3 separate regions of the Homo sapiens genome follow, and all the other regions are linked to region 3. A link is a contact called in ENCODE Hi-C data. All regions are on one chromosome and are shown on one strand. The core of a region is the stretch at or near the end of the contact, and the rest is flanking DNA. Distances in the headings are between cores, read along the strand shown.

Region 1 (3,736 bases), core at 662-3,161, 570 kb before region 3:
TTCCATTAGGAAGGAAGCAACAAGCTATGTCAGTATTATGTGTATTTCTACTAAACATTTATCATCCCCTGACATATCCCATAGGGATGGGCACAGACAGTGCTCAAGTATTGAATGTTCTGCTATTTTCTTATGGTATCACTTAATTCACATTGATAGAATAATCTCAAAAATAACAAGTTTGGCCAATGAATAGCAATAGACCAAAGTTTTTAGCTGGGTTTCTAAAAAATTCAGGAAAACTGATCAGAATTCTGATTTTCCTGTCTGAGGGCATCTTATACTGAAGTTACCAATAAATAAGTATCAAAGCTATACTATCAATATCCCCAAATGAATAACATCCTGAATGAACAAAAACAGCACAACTTTATATTTTCTACTTACTTTGCAAAAGGTTATATTTGAGATAGTCTAAAGACAAAATAATAAAGCCTAGGAATACTAAGAGAGCATTTAAATCCTAAATACCTAAAATGGTATACTAATATTAAAGTCATTGACAATTCATTAGCATGTTTGATAAATAGCAGAAAGCTGGACTTCAGGTCCTCTGGGTGACCCAACTATTCAAAGCCATTCACATTCTGGTCCTAATCCAACCTTTCCAGATTCATTTATTTCTTCTCTACTTGCACCCTCTGTTCCTGCTACAGTGGACTACTACTCAAACACACCTTTCACGATTCAATACCTTGTTACAAGATGTTCTCAGGCTCAGATGTCCTTCCCGATTTAAAACTGACTGATCCTTTTAAAACACGGTCATGTAACCTCCTCAGTGAAACAACCCTAAACATAATCATTCCGTTACCCAGGTTCCCAGAACATGCTGCTTTTTCTTCTACTTAAGCATGCATCTGGCCTCATGAGAGAATGAGAACATACACATCTGTTTCTCCTATCAGACTGTAAAATTTTGGATGGCCTCAGTCTCTTACCTCTCACAGACTAATACCGAGCCAAATACCCAGAAAGAACATATGAAACAAAAGTGACTTAGAAGTCTCGTTCTCAGTGAAAATCTCGGATTCCAAGTCAGAAATCAAAGAATGCAGTTCCAACTTCTCATGCCTCGTCTTTTCTGAAAAGTGATCCCATTTTCTGTCATCTCTGGATACTTCCTAATGAACTCCAGTCTATTCCCAACGTTTTCCTAATTTGCACACTCTGTATTCCATAAAACGATCAACTAGCTTGAAAGCTTCGGCCATTAATGAAAGTAATTTATGTTTTCCTCTTCCATCTGCTCCTCCAATAACCAGTCTCCAAAGAAAAAGATCAATATTATACTAAAAGTGACTAAGGGAGGGAAAACAACTACCAGATTTTATCCCCAAATCGTTTCGTGCAAGAAAAATAAACAAGTAACTGACGCTTGAAGACACACAAGGGTAGGAGTAACGGAATCTCGGTTTAACCAAATTCGATTCAGTCTGCCGGAAAAGCGGCTGCCGTATTTCAGTGCTTTTCTGACCCTCTTCTGCACAAACTATGGGGACGACAGTGTCGAGAGGCGAGTGAGACCTTCTCCCCACGCCCGCTTCCCCGATCCCTTGCCCACGAATCCTACTGAGGAAGCCGCTTAAACGAGGCCCTCTGGTCAGAGAAGAGAAGCTACTCTGAAGTAGCAGGTCCCAAACACTGAACAAAGCGCCTGTCGGGGGTGTAAGAGGAGGACGCCATTACGCGGGGCAGTGGCCTGCGCCGCTGGCGCGGAGGAGACGACCCTTGGCCCCGAAACGCGGGCTCAGCTCCTACGAAAGAAACCATAGAAAAAGGCAGAATCCTAGGAAAAAAGGCTTTTATTAGGCTAGCAACGAAGAAAACACGTAAGCAGGGAAAGACCGCTTACCTTCGTGAGTCTTGGCGATCTTCGCCATTTTGTCCACTCGAACACACAGACGGAACTGGCGCTCCCAAGAACTTCCGCTCGTCGCCGCCGCCACGGAGAAAAATAGCTGGGGGCTGCACTCTGCGCGTGCGCCAAACGGGAGCGCGCTCCGTCGGGTGACACGTGACAGAACTGCCACCTAGAGGGAACCGCGAGGTGCATTGTGGGTGGGGGAGGAGACACGGTTGGGCCCTGAAGTCGCCTGCGTGGTGACCCAGGAAATCCCCGAGCCGAGCCGTAAGGTCCTTAAGTGAGTAACTTTGCCCTGGAGGAAAGTGGATTCTACGAAGGGAGTTAAGAACAGACACTGAGTCCCAGCAACTCTGGAGGCTGAGGCGGGAGCATCGCTTGAGCCCAGGAGTTCGAGGCAGCCGTGAGCCGTAATCGTGTCGCGCCACTGTACTCAAGCCTCCAGACCGGGCGACAGAGCAAGACCCCGAGACCCCTCCCATTAAAAAAAAATGAACACTGTACGAAACGCTGCGGTTTCAGAGCTGGAAGAGACCTCAGACATTCAATCCCTTTTCCCAAAATTCACTGGAAGAGCTCGAGGAAAACTTTCCCTTGCAGCTGTCTCAGTCTTTACAGTGCTTAGTTACGAAGACAGTCTTAACAGTCCCATCTTTCGCCCTGTAATTCAAGGTCATTTTTCATTCTTTCTGTTTAATAATTGCAAATAATTTGGGTAGGAATTTCGTTGAGCCTCACAAATCGTTGCTGAGTTGCACAGTGACAATCTTGCCACCCTTTTAAAGCCTTTTACTTTATGGGTTCCTAGAAAACCACTCATCGTCATTATTAACATTCATTAGATGTTTCTCTTAAATCCTAGACGGTATTCCTAAATCAGGAATTTTAATAGATCAGAATACGGCAGTCTGTTTTCCTGGGCATCAATTATAATATAACCTTGTACTGTCACACTGGTCTTTGACTTCGACGATGAAAAAGAAAGAAAGGCTCAGAAAGATGGGTCCCGGAAGCAGCCGAGGAAAACAGGTAGTTATCAAGGTTAGAGCCATCACAAAGAGAGGAGTACCTCGCTATGTGATAAACCTGCAACCCAAATACTAACCATACCATGGGTCAGTATGGTCGTTTGAAGGGAGGGAAATGGTATGGGTGTATTCCTCTTGCAGGAAGACCCCATATCTACTTTGGGTAAAGTGAGGAGCCATTTTCCTGAGGCTAGCGGTAGGTGGGAGATATATGGACAATGGCACTGGACTGAGAGCTTAGATAACCTGTCCCTGGTGACTCCTGACCTGCAGCCTTGCTCCCTCTTTCCCTCTCACCAGACTCCCTCCCTTCTTCAGATCAGGTGACACAAACGATTTTTTTTCTGTTTTTTTGACACACAGTCTTGGTTTGTTGCCCAAGCTGGAGGGCAGTGGTGCGATCACAGCTGACCCTAACTTCGACCTTAAGGTTCAAGAGACTCTCCTGCCTCAGTCTCCAGAGTAGCTAGTACCACCAACATGGGCCACCATACCCAGCTAATTTTTATTTTTTGTAGAATGAGATCTTACTATATTCCCCAGGCTGGTCTCAAACTCTTGGCCTCAAGCAGTCCTCCTGCCTCAGACTCCTAAAGTGCTGGGATTATAGGCGTGAGCCACCACAGATTTTTATTAGCATCAGTAAAGGAATAAATTTGATAAATTAAAATTTTTGGCCAGGCGTGGTGGCTCATGCCTGTAATCCCAGCACTTTGGGAGGCTGAGGCAGGCGGATCACAAGGTCAGGAGTTCAAAACTAGCCTGACCAACACAGTGAAACCCCATCTCTACTAAAAATACAAAAATTAGCCGGGCATGGTGGCACCTGCCTATAATCCCAGCT
Region 2 (3,589 bases), core at 191-2,690, 550 kb before region 3:
CCCAGGCTGGAGTGCAGTGGCGCAATCTCGGCTCACTGCAGGCTCCGCCCCCTGGGGTTCACGCCATTCTCCTGCCTCAGCCTCCTGAGTAGCTGGGACTACAGGCGCCCGCCACCTCGCCCGGCTAATTTTTTGTATTTTTAGTAGAGACGGGGTTTCACCGTGTTAGCCAGGATGGTCTCGATCTCCTGACCTCGTGATCCGCCCGCCTCGGCCTCCCAAAGTGCTGGGATTACAGGCGTGAGCCACCGCGCCCGGCCCATTTTCTCCCAAGTAATCAGAGTTCACTTCCTCACTTCATTTTAGGCCTTTGTTCAGTGTCATCCTCTTAGAGCCCCTCCTAACCACCCTATATAAAACAGCACCCTACCATATTCCTCCCTCTTCATCTCCTTACCCTGCTGTACTGTTTAGTCTATGGGACATATAACAAGCTGCCATTGCACTATATACTAATTGGTTTCTTTCCCCCACTAGGATATAAGCTCTGTGACAGTGAAGACTTTTGCTCACTTCTCCAGCATCTAGTAGGTGCCACACAAATATCTGACTACATTTAATCAACAATCTCATTTACACCCAAACTATATTAAATAGGTAGTATTGTCATCCTCACTTTACAGTTTGCAGGAAAACTATTGGTGCACAAACCTTAAGTAAAGACCTGAAAACAAACTGAGGGAACAAGAAGTCTGGACTTGATGACTGATCACCAAAACAAGTAAATCAAAGCGAAGTCGTCTGATTAGTATGGAATAAGGGAAACCCAAATCATACGAGAACACCAATTAAAATGTGGGACACGCAGGAAGAAGGCAGACGGAACTGCTGCTGGATAACTGAGTCTTTCCTAATGACAGGACCTTATGTTGCCCTCACAATTACCCCGTGAGATAGGCAAGGCAGGCATTGTATTAGACAATCATTAACAAGCAGGACGCTGACAGCCAGGCTTCGCAGCCAGGAGTGGTGGCCTGTCTGGCTCCGCACTCACGGGTTCGGACAGTTACAGAATTAACACTCAAGCCCTGGGGCTTCCCGCAGCCCCCGGGGGGGTGGGGCTCACTGACTAGCCTCCCGGAAGCGGACCCCAGGAGAACCAGGCAGTTGGTTAATCCAGGAACAGCTCCTGCGCGGGGCGTGGACTGAGCAGTCACTGAGTATTACGCAAATTGCGCGAGCGCACGGGAAAAGCGATTGGTCGGTCAGGAGAGAGAGGTGTGTCCTGGCGGGCCCGCAGCTCCGATTGGCCGACAGGCTGACGGGAACGTTTACGGTCAGCGTGTGTCAGCGACGTGCAACCCGGAAGGGAAGAAGGGGCGTGTCAGGCTGCGCAGGCGGCCAGTCCATTGGCTGGAAGAGACCGGAGCCGGGCTCCGGGCCCGACCAGAGGAGGGCGGTGCTGCAGGGCTGGTCCGGGAGGTGACGACCGGCTTCGGAGAGTCTATCATGGCAGCTCGGACTGGTCATACGGCCTTGAGAAGGGTAGTCTCGGGATGCCGTCCGAAGTCGGCGACAGCGGCCGGGGCGCAGGCGCCCGTGCGGAATGGCAGGTAATCAACAGCGGGGGCGCTGAGACGAGAGTAGTTTTCGATTTTGGCTGCCGAGTTGGGGGACCGGAAGGATTTGGGGGTGAGGCAGAGCCGGACTCGGTGCATTTCCGTGTCTTTAGAGGAGAAGGCTTTTTTTTGCGTTTGGCATCTGAGGGACTCAAGAGCGGCGCGCATCACCTTGGGCCCAAGGCTGTGTTCGTGGCTCGTTTGCCTCGTGAGAGGCGGTGAATCATCGGCGAAGCGACTTTGGAAGCAATTTGGCCATTGGTGCCTTTGGGCTCTTCCGGTCTCCTCCCCTATGGCTTGTTGCTACTGCTGTTGGAAAGTTTTAACTTTGCGCAGAAGGGTTGCCGGCTGCTGGCTGTATGGGAGTTTGTGTTTGGCGGTGAGCCCCCTTCTCCGGTTCCTTCTACCTGCCAGATGGTCAGATGCGTTTTCCCAATTTCTGAAAGAGTGCTTTGCCCTCGCCATTTAGTGTTTACAAAACTAAATACAGCCAGCATAAGGGACTTGGATTTTTTCACTCTGCTGTAACTTACAGGTCCTGTAACCTTGAAGCATAGTCAGCTTTCGATTTTCCTGGTTGGTTCATTTTTTGGTAGGTGGGGGTGGAGATGGAGGTCGGGACACGGATACCATACTTGTACGACTTAGTTTCCTTTTACTAATAACATTGTAATATTCTTGAAAATTAAAGTTAGTGTGTTTAAAATGAATTCAGGTGTACAAAATACGAGGTGGGGAGAGAAAACACAAATCTAGTTGAGCCCCAGGACATTTAGATTAAATGAAGATCCGACCCTACTGGAAACAAGGAAATAATTTTTTTAAAAAAAGATTCAATGAAGAATTTTTAAAAACACCAACAACCTTACCAAATCCAAATCCCTTTAGACAAATGTTGGATGAGACAAACAAAATCATAAAATTACTCCTGCTTTAGGAAATAACCTCAAAAAGTAGTTTCAAGCAGAATAACGCCATCATACTTGAGATCTGTTTGTATTACTCTTATAAAATGTTGTCTTGCAAATAACACTTACTTTTGAGAAAAATACAGTTGCTTTAATGATCAAATTGAGGCTTCAGTTCCAAGATAAATACTGTTTATGATAATGAGGGCGGCAGTTTGCGTTCATTTCCAATGTTAAGCATCAGATTCTGACCTTTATTATACTTAAGTATATGAGAGAGTGGTACTGGAAGACGAGTGACAAAAAAGCTGTTCTCCATGTGGTCCAGTTGTCCAGTATTCATTTCATGGTTTAACTGTATATATGAATGTGTGTATCTTCATATCGTAGTTTAAGACATAGTATTCCTGGCAGTGCATGAAAATAGATGTGCTGTCCAGGCCACTGTAACTATAGCATGCAGATTGATCAGAAAATGTCCTGTTAGTTTGCTTTAAACACTGGTGTTTTCCTTAGGCTTGTAATCAGATTGTGTAAGGGTATTTTTTTGGGTAGGCTGGGAGGCAATACATGAACCTGGTACAAAGGTTCATGTATTGCCTCCCAGTAAATACATGAACCTTTATATATAGTAAAAAGTCAACCAGATACCCAATTCACCTCTTTAGAAGCAAAGGTCTCATCTTTTTTCAAGTAAAGGTTTCAGCACTGTTCACAGTAGTTAAGATACAGAATCAACGTAGGTGTCCAACAACAGATGAATGGTACTGGGCGCAGTGGCTTATGCCTGTAATTCCAACACTTTGGGAGGCTGAGGCGGGAGGATTGCCTGAGCTCATGAAACCAGCGTGGACAACATGGCAAAACCTTGTCTCTACCAAAAAAAAGAAAAAAAAATGTGTGTGTGTGTATACACATACACATATACAGAAAAATTAGCTGGCTATGTGTTAGTGCAAGCTTGTGGTTCTAGCTGCTCAGGAGGCTGAGATGGGAGGATCACTTGAACCCAGGAGGTTGAGGCTGCAGTGAGCCTTGTTTGGGCCACTGCACTCATTCCTGGGCAACAGAACCAGACCCTGTCTCAAAAAATAAACAAGGCCGGACACAGTGACTCACACC
Region 3 (3,650 bases), core at 938-3,437:
ACTTTACAATTTTTTTTAATATCTTAAAAAACAAGGGGCACTTCTTGCCATTTTGTGCTAACTTAGTCTTTATTGGTTGAACTAGTGCTAGGCAAGGAAGGAATTAGCTATAGGGAGCAGGGAAGACAGATCTAAACAGTTCTGCACTTATGAGCATATTAGTGAATAATAGAGATGCTCCTTATGGAACCCAGGCATGAAAACCATCCTTGGACCTGTCACATCTTGGAATTATGTGCTGGACTCTTGTATTGGTTCGTTGACTTTAGTTGTAGTTTAGGAAGTGATAGCCAGAAACTTGAACTCTTGCTTCTAGCTTTTAGACCTTCTACTTAAGACAGAAGAACTATGTATTTCACCTCGTCTAACTTCTAGTATTTCAGATAATTTCTTCTCAGATACTTTTTTTTGGCTCAACCTATGCTTAATATTTTTAGCTAATGCTCACTCTGTCATCATTAAAGTGGTTTGCAGAAGAATATATGGCCTACGCAGAAGAATATATGGTCTATGCAAATAACTTCTCACTGTACATTCTCTATACAGACCTATACAAATATTTTCATAAAACTTCTGAGCTGGAGGTGGAACTATTACAAAGTGTTGTGGTTGAAAAAGGTTGATGGATTGAGGTTATTCCTCAAGACCTCTTTCCACCACAAAACTGAATATCCTAATTAGAGAATCCATTAGAAGGAACTTGACCAAGTCTGTGGCTTAATTTATGCCTCAAAGTGAAGTGATTAATATTATTCAATGCATGCATAGGACCAGAAATTCTTATTTGAATAAGTTATTCAACTTATAGGGTAATTAAAAACTGAAAGTAAACTGTCATTTCACTGCTATATTCCTATATATTAAATTAAACTTTAAACATTATTTAAGGATTCAATGTAATATATTTAGCTTTTTTTTTTAAAAGCAAGTCTGGAAGCTGGGCCAATTTCTACAAATGTTCTGCTCAGTAGCTAGCCTTTTGTGGAAACTCAATAGATCTTAAACACTTGGTTCATTTAAATTACTCTTCTTTTTGCTTTCAGGAAAGATTGAGAAGAGTTACAGGGAAGTTTAGTGGATTAGTCATTCAGTTCCTTGATGGATCACTTGCATGTGCCAATGCCAGGGAACATTTAACTGATTAAAACATTCTGAATGAATTTGTCATTTGGGGGTACTCTTTGAATGAATATCTTTATTGCATTGACTGTGTCCTACTGATATGACTTAGGCTTACTTCCAACATTAATTCTAAAGAGGCTCTGGCTAACTTATCTGTAGAATGTGTGTCCAAGTCAAGTTCGTGATGTATTTGGTTAAAAAAAACTTTGTGGCTCTTGAAAGAAATACAAAGATTTAGTAGTCAGTATTGTTTATAAAGTCTAGGGTGGTCATATTTAAATAATAAATCTAAGAATTAGATGAGTACTGTTACACATTTTTGTTAATAAATCTTAAATACTGGAAAGAATAGACTTAAGAAAAATATTCCAACATTGAAAACCTAAGTATCTAAACATATTTCAGTCTCATATGCCAAAAAATATGAAATTATAGCATTTTTGGTCAGGATAAACGCCTCCTGCATCTTTTTGTATAAGAAGTATTTTGAATGAAAATAGACTTGCCATGTCAGACTATTTGAAATTTAAGTTCTGTTTTCAATTTTAGGTTCTTAAAAAGGTCCAACTTAGCCAATGAACATAAAAGTGCTTACTGCTAATTTAGCTGCTGCTGCAGAACATGAAAGGAAATCATGAGGCCATTAACACATCTAGAAATAGTCATTTTCTAGCTTTCGGTTCCTAAGATAGCTTAGTGAAAATAAAATATTCAGACAAGGCAGGGTAGGGAGGTGAGTTTTTAAAGGATTTTCTTTTTAAACTTTCCTTCCTTCCACCCTCGCTCCCTCACTTCCACCCTCCTTTATTTCTCCTTCTTTATGTGTGTTAACTTAGAACTTCACTTCAAGATTTTCCGAGTGCTAAGTGATAGGGGCAGTGAGATATACGCTTTATCTCCCTGCATAGGCAATGAGTAAAAAAGATGTGAAATTATGGCAAATTCACCAGCAGATTTCAAAGGTGAAAATGCCCTTCTTGTACCAGGGTTAATATGATCTCCAGCCATCCATTCACAGATCATGCTCACTCTGTTGATGGCAAAGGAAAGTTCTCTTTGAGGCCTTGAAATGGAAACTGCACATCGTGCCTGGAAAGTCCCTCCAGGCTAGTGTTCAAGAAGTCTTTCTTTCACACTTCAGTTTCTTCATTGCATTATATTTACTGACTGCCTACCCTATGTTAGACCCTGTGTTAGGTCCTGCAGTCCTGTTCACAAGGATATTATAGTCTTGAGGGGAAGGCAGACATTCATTAAAGACTCACCTCAGTGTTGACGGGCAGACTGCAATAAAAAAGTATGCGGCACTGTGAATGTGTAACAGGTGTGGGCGGTGGTCAGGGAAGGCTGAGACTGGTTAACTGGGCAGAGGCAAAGGGTTGCAGGCAACTCGCCTGAGGTGGAGAGGCAAGGCTGGTGACAGGGGCAGGGAGGCCGTGGACAGCCGATATCACAAAAGGCGGTGCTGAAAGATGCAAGGGGACTGAGGACTTCTTTTTAGCTGAGCAAACAGTGCACATTTCTTCCACTCAGACTTTTCCTTTTCTAATTAAAAAAATGGGGACATCCACATCTTGATAACACAGTTAATGTGTGAATATAATAACTGCTTAATAAATCCTTGTTGAAATAGGAATGCTGATTAAGGCACTTAGGCCAGCAGCTGAAGGAGGCTTAATATATTCAGAGATGATTCCTAGGTATCTAGAAAAGGATATTTTAAGCTAAGAGAAAAGAGGGACAGTTCACCAGTTTCTTCCCTTCTAGGGAAACAACATAAAAGGACTGGAGTTGTTAAAAGACAGGGTGAGAAGTCTGTTGACATAAAACATGAGAAAATGAAGTTTGTGATGTTTTGATGCAGAAGTAAGTTATCATTATTGTTGAGTGATAATGGCATTAATTTTCTGAAGATGGGCAGCTCCTTTCATCCCATTTAATGTGTATGTGTGTGGGCATGTGTGCTTGCATACCTAAGGCTAAATTAATTTTTGGTACAATAGGGTAGGGTTGCTAGATTTGGTAAATGGAAATACAAGGCATCAAGATAAATTTGAATTTCAGGTAAAGGAAGTATAACTTTTGGAGTATATATATATGTCCCAAATGCCCTACCAGAGTGGAATTTTCCTCTTAAGAACTCTGGAGGCGTGTTGCCTCATTTCCCCCATGTTTTTAGTCATTGCATGTATAATGTTTATATTTATGTTTATTCGCAGTTTATTTTTGCCACATATATTTTTAGAATCTAAATTTTCCCAATAGTCTGGAACCTTTGGTGGGTGTACATAATGTGATGAAGGATTCTCTTCCTGGAGAGGCTGCTGATATATAGCCAAGATTCTGTCTTTGTGCTCTGGGCTTCTGTCTCTGTAGTGTTAATATTTCAAGAATGAGACTAGAGCATTTTTCTTACTTTAGTGCCCTTTGGAGCAACAGAAAGCTGCCTTTGCTGCAAAGGACCCTGTGGAATGATTGTTGATCTGCCTTCTAGAAACTGAGCTGTGCCCAAAACCTTTTACCAGTTT

Evidence for each region. A loop is a pair of places that touch in the nucleus more often than their neighbours do. Pooled maps may share reads with other maps.
Region 1: a loop to region 3 is called in a pooled map, with 5 times the contacts of the local background. The contact joins the promoter of SF3B1 here to the enhancer-like site in region 3. A Hi-C loop is called at or near these places in 3 of 37 single-sample maps with no recorded cell type and 8 of 50 pooled maps.
Region 2: a loop to region 3 is called in a pooled map, with 6 times the contacts of the local background. The contact joins the promoter of COQ10B here to the enhancer-like site in region 3. A Hi-C loop is called at or near these places in 4 of 37 single-sample maps with no recorded cell type and 3 of 50 pooled maps.

Annotation. Positions count from the first base shown.
Region 1 is chr2:197,433,117-197,436,852 of GRCh38, forward strand. SF3B1 (splicing factor 3b subunit 1) reads right to left here and starts at 1,912. Exons shown (of 25, transcript NM_012433.4): 1 at 1,856-1,912. The coding sequence starts at 1,883. RefSeq lists enhancers at 1,249-1,795, 1,540-2,739, 1,981-2,290, 2,311-2,360.
Region 2 is chr2:197,452,112-197,455,700 of GRCh38, forward strand. It overlaps COQ10B (coenzyme Q10B), which reads left to right and starts at 1,441. Exons shown (of 5, transcript NM_025147.5): 1 at 1,441-1,553. The coding sequence starts at 1,450. RefSeq lists enhancers at 844-893, 974-1,043, 1,103-1,719, 1,164-1,643, 1,664-1,713 and 1 more.
Region 3 is chr2:198,003,229-198,006,878 of GRCh38, forward strand. The region is part of intron 1 of PLCL1 (phospholipase C like 1 (inactive)); the gene reads left to right. Among named protein-coding and RNA genes, the nearest start is that of PLCL1, 200 kb to the left of the region's middle. RefSeq lists an enhancer at 2,100-2,289. Within about 2 kb of position 2,188, at least 2 of the 41 ENCODE cell types and tissues checked have a DNase peak (open chromatin) inside an H3K27ac peak, as active enhancers do.